Linked DNA regions of Homo sapiens: region 2 is linked to region 1. The links are chromatin contacts, found by Hi-C in ENCODE. All regions are on one chromosome and are shown on one strand. The core of a region is the stretch at or near the end of the contact, and the rest is flanking DNA. Distances in the headings are between cores, read along the strand shown.

Region 1 (5,623 bases), core at 1,021-3,520:
TGGATTGTGAGGTGGGAAAGGGAAGTTCAGGAAAGCTTTCTGGAAAAAGTGGTATTTATGTCAAAACAGGAAAGATGAGGAATTAGCGGGGCAAAGAACAGGGCAAGTTCCAGATAAAGGAAGGGCATGTAAGAATCAAACACCAAAACACATAGAGATTCAAAAAAAATTATTTTTGTAAAACCAAAATATGGAATTACTCAGGTAGGAAGGGACTGAAAATATACTGCTATCTGCTGTCTTGTTAAAAACAAAATATAAAAGTAAAAATATTGTTAAAGAATATATGTAATCATGGTCAAAAAACAATAATTAAAATTGAAGGTTCTATCAGACATCACAAATGTTTTCCATCAGGCCTGTATAAATACATGTCTCCTGTATGCTTCTAGTCTGAAAACAGACAATTCAAACTTTTTATTATTTATAGTAAAAATTAGATGAAATTGAGAAATGTATTTTTCAACCTTTTCAGACTCTAATCTCATTTTACTTCAAACATTACATTGACTGGCTTGGTTTTAATTTTGGAACTCTAGATAGTATGTATTTAAAAGCAAACAATAGGTTGAGAATTATAAGTCACAGTATGCCTCAGTGTCCATACTGGTACGATAATGTTAAGAAAAACTACCTCTGACACAAATATATTACATGAAAATCAGCTAATGGTATAACAGCGGCTCTTTGTTCCAGAACAATTTTGAATTTAAAGTTAAAAGGCAATTTATTTTCTTCTGTCACAAAATTTTTAACCAAGGTATTTTAAAAACCAACGTTAAGTAAAATTCAGTGAGGAAATAAACACTGATGTAGGCTTATATATTCATTTAAAAATTTTTACTGACAAAGTCTGGCTATTTGCCAGTTTCAGATATATTTACATAAAATAAAAAAGACAGTCAATATATGCCTGTCTTGCCAGGACAATAGAGTTGATTTATTTATTATACAATTGTTTGAATCCCTTCTATGAGTCTACTAACACTTGGAAGATCTTTCTGTGATGATGAGAGCTCAGCCAAGCCAGAATAAAAATATTCACTGCAAGTGTATTATGACTTGAAATAATACCACCACCTTACATTCATGTTTCATTTTTTAAAAGTATTTCATCTTTCGTCCTTGTATCTCTCAGAAGGTAACGCCTGTCCCATTTTCAGATGAGGAAACCGTGCCCAAAGGAATACATGCGACTTTTCCAGGGTATTTACTGAATCAGTACTGAATTAAAATTTTTTTCTATTGGATCACTGCTTACTCTTGGTTCAGTGGGAGGTATCTTTTTTTTTTTCCAAATCAGGAATGATCTGAGTATTTGCCAGCACCCAAATAATCCCAACAGACTACAATTTTTTTGAGTAACTGATACTATATTTAAAAGAAATTATGGCCTATTTTATTGTCATCAAACTTCTGAACAAACCTCTTAATAATTACTAAATGTCCTACAAAAATTATGTTGTATACATGGGAGTCAAATGGATGACATGGATGCGGAAAGCAGAAAGAGACTGGAAATCAACATCTCAATTCAGCCTTCCAAAAAGTAGAATCCACCACTTCTTTCCCCTTCATCATTTCAAAAGCCCATGGCAATGAACCCCAAACTGAGGCCTGAGGGCGGATGCACCAGACTTTATTCCCAGGCTCTCATGGGATTTATCTATTATGGGAAAATGGAGAGTCTGGGAAGAGGCGAAAAAAAAAACAAAAGACGCGGTTTACCTTGCCCTACCTCCCTCTCCCCCTGGAATAAGGTGATGTAGCGAAGAAACCATCTTTCAATGCTGTCAGGGCTCCGCCGAGTCAGGTCAAAGGACTTTGAAACCCCCCCAGAGCTCTCCTTTTTTCTCCACTTCACCTTTTCCCTCTCCTTTCGGTGACTTCTCTCCCTGCTTCCCATCCCGTCTGCTAAACTAGCGTTGCCCAGTGACATCTCACAGCCAACCCAAGAACATCTTCAGGGCCCTGGCAAGGAGGGTAGGACAGAGCCTTGGGGAGTCGTCACCTTTTGAGGTATCTGGCGTCCTCCCCTTGCATGGCGGCAGCGGCAGCGGCGTGGAGAGGATGGGGTATCTTGAGAGGCAGGCGCGGTTATTTCCGGGGACGGTGGCCAAAGTACCCTCACACCCAGAGGCGATGACAGTCCTGAGGCCTGCAAGGCGGGGCAGCAGCGGCGCTGTGGTTACCACGGTGAAGCCTCCAGCTCCTCCCACAGCTTCTGTGCCCCAAAACACTGGAGCGGCCCAGACCCGCCCAGAGTCGCCTAAGCCGGGCCGTCACGACGCATGCGCTTGCTCTGCACCTCTTGTATGCGCAGGCTCAGTCTGAGGCGGTGGCCTCAGAGTTTGACGCACCGGGGAGCCGAGCAGGGAAGTTTTGGTGCAGTTTTGAGCGTCCGTGTATAAGGAGTGGCTCCGTAGTCACCGCCCCCTTGAGGATGGGAATAGAAAGGGCTGTCAGGTCAGCTTGAAAGGAGAGAGGGGAATCCGATAACCTTTTAGTTAGCGAATGCTATACAGCAGTCCAGCTAATAAGGGAGGTTTCTATTTGGGGGCCTGAATGGCCCTGATTGCACTTACAAGCTCTAACTTATGGAGATAATCTGACCGTTGTACAAAATGGATATAACTTTGAAGGCGGCAAGTCTGTCACTTTGATGTCTTAAATCTAGAATACACCTCCCCCAACCAAAACAAACAAACAAACAAACAAACAACAGCAACAAAAAACAGTTCCTGAAATTCCAACTCCACCAATTATCCTGAACTCAAGGTATGTTTAGAATTGCTTCTTCTGAGGCAGGCAATTGTTAGCAGTGCAGGGCATAGGAAAGAAGGGTTCTTTTTTAACTGCATGTTCTCTGGTTTAAGATCTATTCCCATGGGTTCAGCTATTATGTCTATGCAAATGATATAGGTTCATTTATTTGGTAAATGTGAATTGAGGGCTGGCTGTGTGCCAAACACCAAACCAGGCTCTAGGGATGCAAAGAAAGCACCTCTACTCCCCCTGCTCACCTATAATCTTGTCACTTATTCACTGTCTTCTAGTCCTGTTTTCCCAGTTGCTTTGAGACGTGCACGTAGTTGCTCTGCTGCTTTTTTCAAATGTAGTACATTGATGCAATTATTGATTATCCGTTATGTGTAAAACACCATGTTAAGGCACTGCATGGTATATTAAATATAGAAATACAGTCCTTACCCAACAAAATATATTTTTATCTTCCCACCCATTCACACCAGCTACACTATTTCTGTAGATGTTATAGTCATTCTTTCATTCTGAAAGGGAAGAAAATTTGCAGCTAATTTTGACTCCTTCCTCTGTATCATGCCCTCTTACTAAAGTGTTACAAAATTCTATCTTTTCTTCCTTCAAGATATTCAGGTAGTCCAGTTTTTTTCTACATTCTTACTTCTACCAATAGTCTAATCACTTTATACCTAGAGTACTGCAATTCCTTCCTCATTGGACTTCCTATTTTTTGTTTTTCTAAATATTAATTCTGCAAACTAATGTAAAATTTTACAAATTATCATTTATAACACCTTTAATGGTAATATAGCAGGCTAGATTACTTTAAAATCTTCACAATACGTAAAATTGGAAGACCAAAATATACATTAAAATGCATAGATAATATAACAAGGATTTTTGGAATGTAAGTTAGCTCCTTGAGCTCAGAGAACTTATTTCGTTCACTTTTGCATTCAGCCCATAGTTGTCACTGAATAAAAATTTTGGTGTTGAAAAAATGCAAACCTGAGCTTGAAAAAACAATAGCAACAACAACAACAAAAAAACCTAAAGAAAATGCCCAGAGGCCAGAAAGAAAGAGAGAGCTGGAAACCAGAGCAATAAATAGATAGCTGAAACTGGGACTGAACTAGATAAACTGTCTGTCTGTGGCAGGAAAAGTACAAGATGAGCCTGGAACATTTTATGCTTGACAGTAAGGACATAGTCAGAGACTAAGAAGATAAGATTATGTAAAAAGGACACTGGTGAATTTGAGGCAATTTGGGAATCAAATGGAATTACTGGGATTGATTTAAGACATTAAATAAATAAAAAAAAGAAATCCATAATGATACTCAACAACATAGAAAAACAGGGAAAAAAGAACCCCACTTCCACTGGAGGCAACTACTGCATCAGATCTTTACTCTGAAAGCTGGTAATTAAAAGAAAGAAGGATTTAATCTAATGCTTTTGGAAATAAACCAGATTTCACCTCCTTTTAACAAGGAAAAGCTCTTCTTAACAGAAAATACCTGGTAGGAATGGAGAAAAATAATGATAGTTACTATTTTGCAAGCACCAATAAACAATGGATTCAAATAAGCCCTATTAATTTACTTTAAAATAATTTAAAGTGAGGCAAAGTTTTACCCCGCATATTTCTTTATAATTCTAAAGGAAAAGAAATGTTACTTTACAATGAGGAGATCTAGCTGTCAGCATTTTAAACAGACAAGCAAACAGCATCATTAGTGAGAGGTGAACCCAGCTGGACTTCTGGGTCGGGTGGGGACTTGGAGAACTTTTCTGTCTAGCTAGAGGGTTGTAAATGCACCAATCAGCACTCTGGGTCTAGCTAAAGGATTGTAAATGCACCAATCAGCACTCTGTACAAACGCACCAATTAGTGCTCTGTGTCTAGCTAAAGGATTGTAAACGCACCAATCAGCACTCTGTAAAAATGCACCAATCAACGCCCTGTGTCTAGCTAAAGGATTGTAAATGCACCAATCAGCACTCTGTAACACCAATCAGCAGGATGTGGGCGGGGCCAAACAAGGGAATAAAATGTCAGATTATTTTGTAAAGTTGAATAGGCACATACTCTAAATCTCAGCAATTCTACTCCTAGTTCTATACTTCATAAAATTGTTCCAAAATCATTGGAGAAGTATTGAGCTTAGTAGAAAATGAAAAACAGAAAGACAATAACAAAATACTTTTGCAGGAGAATGAATGAATACATTTGAAATATTCACACAATACAATAATATGCAGCAGAGAAAGTTGATGAACTAGAACTTTACATATGACATGGATGAATATTAGAAACATGATACTGAGTGAAAAATTGTGGCAGATTAAATACAGCATGATGCTTTATTTAAATTGCACTATAATTTAAAAACAATAACATGCATTCTTCTTGGCCTACAGTTCTCTAAGTTTTGAAAAACTCTTAAGTCATATAATTACCTGCACAATCATAGAGCAGTTCTGTCATCCTCTAAAATTCCTTTGTATCCTTTGGAGTCGCCTTATCCCCACAACCCCAGGCTCTGGTAAATACTGATCTGTTTTCTGTTCCTATAATTTTGCCTTTTCCAGAACGTCATCTGAATGTAATGATAGGCGCTGTAGCCTTTTGAATCTGGTTTCTTTCATTTAGCACAATGCATTTGAAGACAATCCATTTTGTTTTTCGGTCCTGTTTTTTTTTTTATTGTTAAGTACTATTCCATGGTATGAATGTACCATAGTTTATTCATTCACCAGTTGAAAGACATTTGAGTTGCTTCTAGCTTTTGGCAACTATGAATAAAGCTACTAAAAATATTTACATACAGATTTTTGTGTTAGTTAGTATTCTTTA
Region 2 (5,640 bases), core at 2,139-4,638, 390 kb before region 1:
AGCCGAGATCGCATCACTGCAATCCAACCTGGGCGACAGAGGGAGACTCAGTCTCAAAAAAAAAAAAAAAAAAAAGTCATGTTAGATCCAGAGGGGTAGCAACTGGGGCTGGGCTGTCAGTCAACTCAGTCAACTCAGTCAACTCTGCTCCCCCACAGGAGATGCCAGTGATGCATTTTCATGGCCAACATTGTCAGTCAGCATCATTGAATTACTCCTGATTATAGAGACACAGCTGCAAACGATTCCCCATTAAATATGATGTTTCTTGCAATGTTTGGAAGGTACTCCTTTTTAGTAAGGGAAATCCCCTCTTCTGGCTTGCTGAAAGTTTTTTCTTTCCATTTTAAAAATCGTGAATTCCTTTTTGCAATATTGAGGTGGTTATATGGTTTCTCTTCTCTAATCTGTTAATATGGTGATTTAATGGTTAGAAATTTTCTAATGTAAATTCCACTCATATTGCAGAAATAAACCTAAACTGAGCATGAGGCTATATTTTTTATTTGCTTCTATATTTGGTTGCTATACAGTATTATGTTTAAGATTTGTTCACATATATTTGTGAATGGGATTGGACTATTTTTCCTTCTTGCCGATTTTTATCTGGTTTTTAAATTAAGGATATTTTAGACTTATGAAATATTTGGCAAACAATCCTTGGCAAGTAATTTTTTGGGGAATTTGTTTTGGCTATTTTGAGTATTACCCAATATATTTTAATTAAGTTATTCTTAATGTTTTCTTAATTAAAAAAATTACCTACTCTAGAGATATTCTTTATGTACTCCAGATTTTGTCTATTTATACCACTTTTCTTTTTTCCTCGATGAGTGTCATAGATGTTCATCTATTTTTTTATCTTCTTTGATCTTCTCTTATTCCTTGTTTCTATTAACTTCTGAAGTTTATTATTTTCTTTTTTCCACTTCCTTATGGTTTATTCTTTCAATTTTTCTCTAACTTCTTAAGTTGGGTGTTTAATTTTTAGCTTGCTTTGCTTTTTTAGGATAAGCATTAAAACTACAAATTTTCCTTGTTATTCTTTTGCTGCACCCCAAATTGTTGATATTTCTATTGTCTAATTTCTATTCAATTAGAATACTTTAAAGTTTCTTTTTGGTTTTTAAAAACTAACTTTTTAAATTGACAAATAAAAATTGTGTATATTTATTGTGCACAGCATATGGCTTTGAAATATATGTACATTGTGGAATGGCTAAATTTAGCTTATTAATGTATGCATTATCTCACATACTTATCATTTTTTGTGGTGAGAGCTATGTGACTTTTGAACTTATGAGTTATTTAAATATTTTTAAATTATTAAGCATATTGGGATTTTAAGTAATTTACCTTTTTATTATTAACTTATAACAAGTAGAACAGTTAACCTGTATGATTCTACATCATTGAAATTTATTGACATTTGCTTCATAGTCTATTATATGGTCTACTTTTGTTCATGTTACATCTGTAGTAGAATTGGCTAATAGTTGAGTAAAGTACACATATGTCTATGAAATCAAGTGTAATCCAGAGAAAAAGAGAAATTTACTGAATATATTGTTCTAGGTGCTATTATATGTTGTCATGTTTAATCCTCACCACAATTGTATGAGGCAGCCATAATTAATTCCACTTTACACATGAGGAGCCTGAGGGTTAAAAAAAAAGCTAGCTCTACTATTTGTAAAGAATGAAGCAAAGATACAAATGAAGGCCCACATATCCTATAACTAGATATTTAAGCATTTTAATTCAAGCTTTAAAACTGCTAAATAAAATGTGCTCCAATTTCTATATTGACAGACATACCTTCCTAATGAGCTGGGGTTCGAATTTAGAAATCTTTGATGCTTCAGAGTCCACACTGAAATGTGGAGGCACATAGTGAGTTGGTCCCCAGCCTTCAGTCCACCCACCTTCTCTTTACTAAATCACCTTTCACATACATGTATGAACACCCCAGCCTCCAAGTCCAAACCCTAAACAAAATGGGACACCCTTGTGCATACACAGAGACACAGCCCATCCTCAGGAAAACCTGGAAAAGTCCATACAAGTTCTGGAAGCAAGCTTGGGACGGTTTCAGTAGTGTGGTCTATAAGGGAGGCCTCAGAAGACAGGTTTTCTTAATTCTGTGAACTTCTCCCACAGTAGAAAGGGTGCTGGAGGAGGGTCAGAGTGAGGACTTCTAAAGCATGGGTCCTGAGTAGGGGCCACTCTTGCCCAAGTCTAAGAAGGGTACTAGAATAGCACACTACTACTAGATACTAGAACCCAGATACAAGCACAGGTCTTCTGAAATTAATAATAATAATAACTATTACCATTATTATACCAGTAGCTGTCATTTATTTAGTGCTTATTATTTGCCAGTCACTGTTCTAAATTCTTTACATGTATTATACAACTGCCATATAACTGCCATATGAGGGATGTACCCTCATTGTCACCATTTTACCGATGAGAAAACTGGCATAAAACGTTTAAGTAACTTGTCCAAGTTACAGAGCTTAGTGAAGCCACAATGTTGCTCAATTTGCTCTCAAACTTCAAAGGGATGGGAAGGACACCTAAGTCATAGAGTCTTTAAGAATCAGAGCTAGAAGGAATCTTAGATGTTATCTAGTCAGCCTCCTCCCATTACAGTCCAAGAGAAGATGGCCCTGAGTTACTTGTAGCTATTTTTGCATGTGAATTGCAAGTGAATATACATTCTACTGAAGATAAAAGATATTTAAAGATATCGCTGGATATAGGAACAGTGGTTTTAAATCTCTAGGCTTTAACTTTTCTCAGAACAAGAAATCCTTTTTGGTTTTAATCTATATGCACATCTGTATTTTTCTCAATTATCGGGTAGTAAAATATAACTTTTCTTCTGTAATATTTTTTAACTTTAATGAGTGTTCCTCATAATAGAAAAGTTTGGAAACCATTGCTATGGGTATATACTTTCTAAAGGGATAGTAATTTCTCTAGAATATTCATTTAATGCTCCAGAAGTAATTAGCACAATTGTGCAAGTCTGTGCATCATCAACTATACATTCTGCCTGTTTACTCCAAATCCACATGAAACTGATTATACAGTCAAAGGCGAGCCCAGTGGAGAGGCATTTTTGGAGACTTCCTGGTACATTGAGACAGGGTCGGCCAGTCTGCGTTAGGGTCTTGGTCAAAACTGCATTTCTGAAACTAAACTCAGATTGCTTTCTTTTAAGGGGTCAGAACTGATTCAAATCTACATTTTTAAAAGCCTTAGATGTGGGGCTTTTCCTATTCCCAGTCTCCGCTATTGGTCTTTGTGAATCCACAGGCAATTTGGCCACATCCTTGACTCTCTCTTATATTAAGAATTAAACAGCTAAGTTCATGCAGAGGAAATATAACAAAGGAGGGACTTTCCTACAAGATCTTTGAAAAATGGAACATTTGCATAAGTCATATTTAGCCAGAACTGTTGTTTTATATTTTCCTTTCTGAATACTTTGTTACACCTCCTCCCAGCCAACCCCCCCCCTCCCTGACCCCAACTAGTCAGAGACCAAAGCCTTCACAATGGTTTACACTTGAACCTTCCTGGCCCCACCCTCATCATCACGCCTGAATAATTACATTCACTGACTGGTCTCCCCTGCTTCCGTTTATCTCCACTCCTAAACCCTCTGACACCTTAATCTTCCCAGAATACCATTGTGATCCTGTTCCACTCTTGCTCAAGTTTTCCCAGAAACTAGAGTACAAACTTTATAAGCTTTAGAGTTGAAAGCCACTCTATCTCTTTTTCATCCCCAGGTCTCTGCCAAGGCAGTATAACCTGTCCAACATCTCTAACTTCAATACCTTTGTCTTAGATACTAGACTCTCCTCCTGGTTTCTAATTAAACCTGATCTAGGATCTAATTTTGCCTCTGAATTCTGTTGCCCTTTGCCAAGTGATCTCTTCCTCCTCTGAGCCGCAGCATCTCTGAGCTTGCACACTTAGCATAGCCATAGCACACACAGCCTTAGCTTGCAGTTCAGGGTGTTTACCTTCCCTCCCCTTCCAGATGCTGGATCCCCAGGGATAGGAACTCTGCCCTTATGTGTCCATAGCCCCTGGTAGTATGTCTTGCAGTCGTACATTTTCAGCAAATGTTTAATTGGTTAATTGAAGACAACTGTCCCATGCCTTAAGCCTCTCTTTTTGCTAAACATGCCTGTGTCCTTTGTCATTGAACAACTATTTTGATCTATTTTCTTCCTGACATAGGGGTCAGTTCCGAGGATGCTGAAATCAAGAGACATAGCTTATTCTCTCAAAATTGCTTTCAAGAGTGATTTTGTTGTGAATTGAGAACTGGCTGCCTACTTTTGGACTACCCACTTCAGCAAGAGTGTTTGAAACCAAATCTATTCTAAGTAATTTTTTATTCCCTTTTCTCTATGGCATTAGACACACAGCTCTTTTAAACTACCTTTCGTTATCTATTAAACAGACATTCAGTAACTCTATAGACACTGTCTAGCTATATGAACTTAGACAAACTAATATCTCTGAGCTTCAGTTTCTTAAAATTTAAAATGAGGACAATACCATCTATGGCCGGGGATTAAATGCTATGAGGAATGTAAACCAGATGTCAGGTACCATCTCTCTAAAATCCAGATAAAATGAATTAAAAATACTGGCCGCAAACCCTCTCTAAGAGTTCTCAAAATTCTCAGAGAGCTTAATTTTCATGCTCACCATAGCACCGATTTTCTTCTAAATATTTTGTTTCTACCAAAATATTTTGTCCCAATTTTGCCTTTTATGGCTATTTCTTCATATCCACTTTCCCAAACTAAAGAAGCAGCCCCTTCACCTTAAACTCCTCCTTCAAAGCAACCTAAATACAGGTCTGGGTTTGTATTCCTAGTGGGATGTTACAGAGGTTAGTGTGATGCAGAGGAGGAGTCATGCTGTTTAAATCCATACTAGTCCCCAGAGGCCAGGCTGCTTCTGCCACCCCTACCCCTCCCGCCACAGAGCTCTTCAGCTTCTCACATTTCTAGTTCTTCTCTCTCTACTTTCATTACCTTCTCTCTTTTTTTTTTTCTTCTCATGTGCTCACGGGAGCAGAGAAAATTAACTCCTCTAAGTTTTCTTAACACAGAGTGCCTTAATTACATATTACTATTGTTTGAGTTCCTGCCAACACTACGTCTGTAGGGTCACACCTGCTATATTAGAGGCTTATCAAAAAAAGATAGCTTTCTCCTAAAAAGGGATTTGGATGCCTACTAAGATAACTGGATGCCAAGATAAGTTTAACCTAACAAACTTTATTATTATTATTATTATTATTATTAGAGATAGGTACTTATTCTGTCACCCAGACTGCAGTGCAGGGATGCAATAATAGCTCACTGCAGCCTCAAAGTCCTGAGTTCATGCAATCCTTCTGCTTCAGCTCCCTGAGTAGCTAGGACTACAGGCATATGCTACTCTGCCCAGCTACTTTTAAAAAAATAATTAGGGATGGGGTCTTGTTGTATTGCCCAGGCTCGTCTCAAACTTCTGGTTTCAAGCAATCCTCCTGCCTTTTACCTCCCTAATTGTTGGAGTTACAGGCATGAGCCACAGCACTCAACCAAGATTTAAAAACTT

Evidence for each region. Hi-C counts contacts between places; a loop is a spot of excess contacts on that map. Pooled maps may share reads with other maps.
Region 2: a loop to region 1 is called in a map of B cell, with 5 times the contacts of the local background. The contact joins the enhancer-like site here to the promoter of KIFAP3 in region 1. A Hi-C loop is called at or near these places in 3 of 168 maps with a recorded cell type or tissue (B cell, GM12878 and naive thymus-derived CD4-positive, alpha-beta T cell), 13 of 37 single-sample maps with no recorded cell type and 13 of 50 pooled maps.

What each region holds. Positions count from the first base shown.
Region 1 is chr1:170,072,425-170,078,047 of GRCh38, forward strand. KIFAP3 (kinesin associated protein 3) reads right to left here and starts at 2,271. Exons shown (of 20, transcript NM_014970.4): 1 at 2,012-2,271. The coding sequence starts at 2,043. RefSeq lists enhancers at 2,080-2,139, 2,200-2,499.
Region 2 is chr1:169,677,308-169,682,947 of GRCh38, forward strand. All of the region lies in intron 1 of LOC107985745 (a long non-coding RNA gene), which reads left to right. Among named protein-coding and RNA genes, the nearest start is that of SELL, 31 kb to the right of the region's middle. RefSeq lists an enhancer at 3,178-3,427. Within about 2 kb of position 3,389, at least 5 of the 41 ENCODE cell types and tissues checked have a DNase peak (open chromatin) inside an H3K27ac peak, as active enhancers do; they include B cell and GM12878, where a contact is called at or near this core.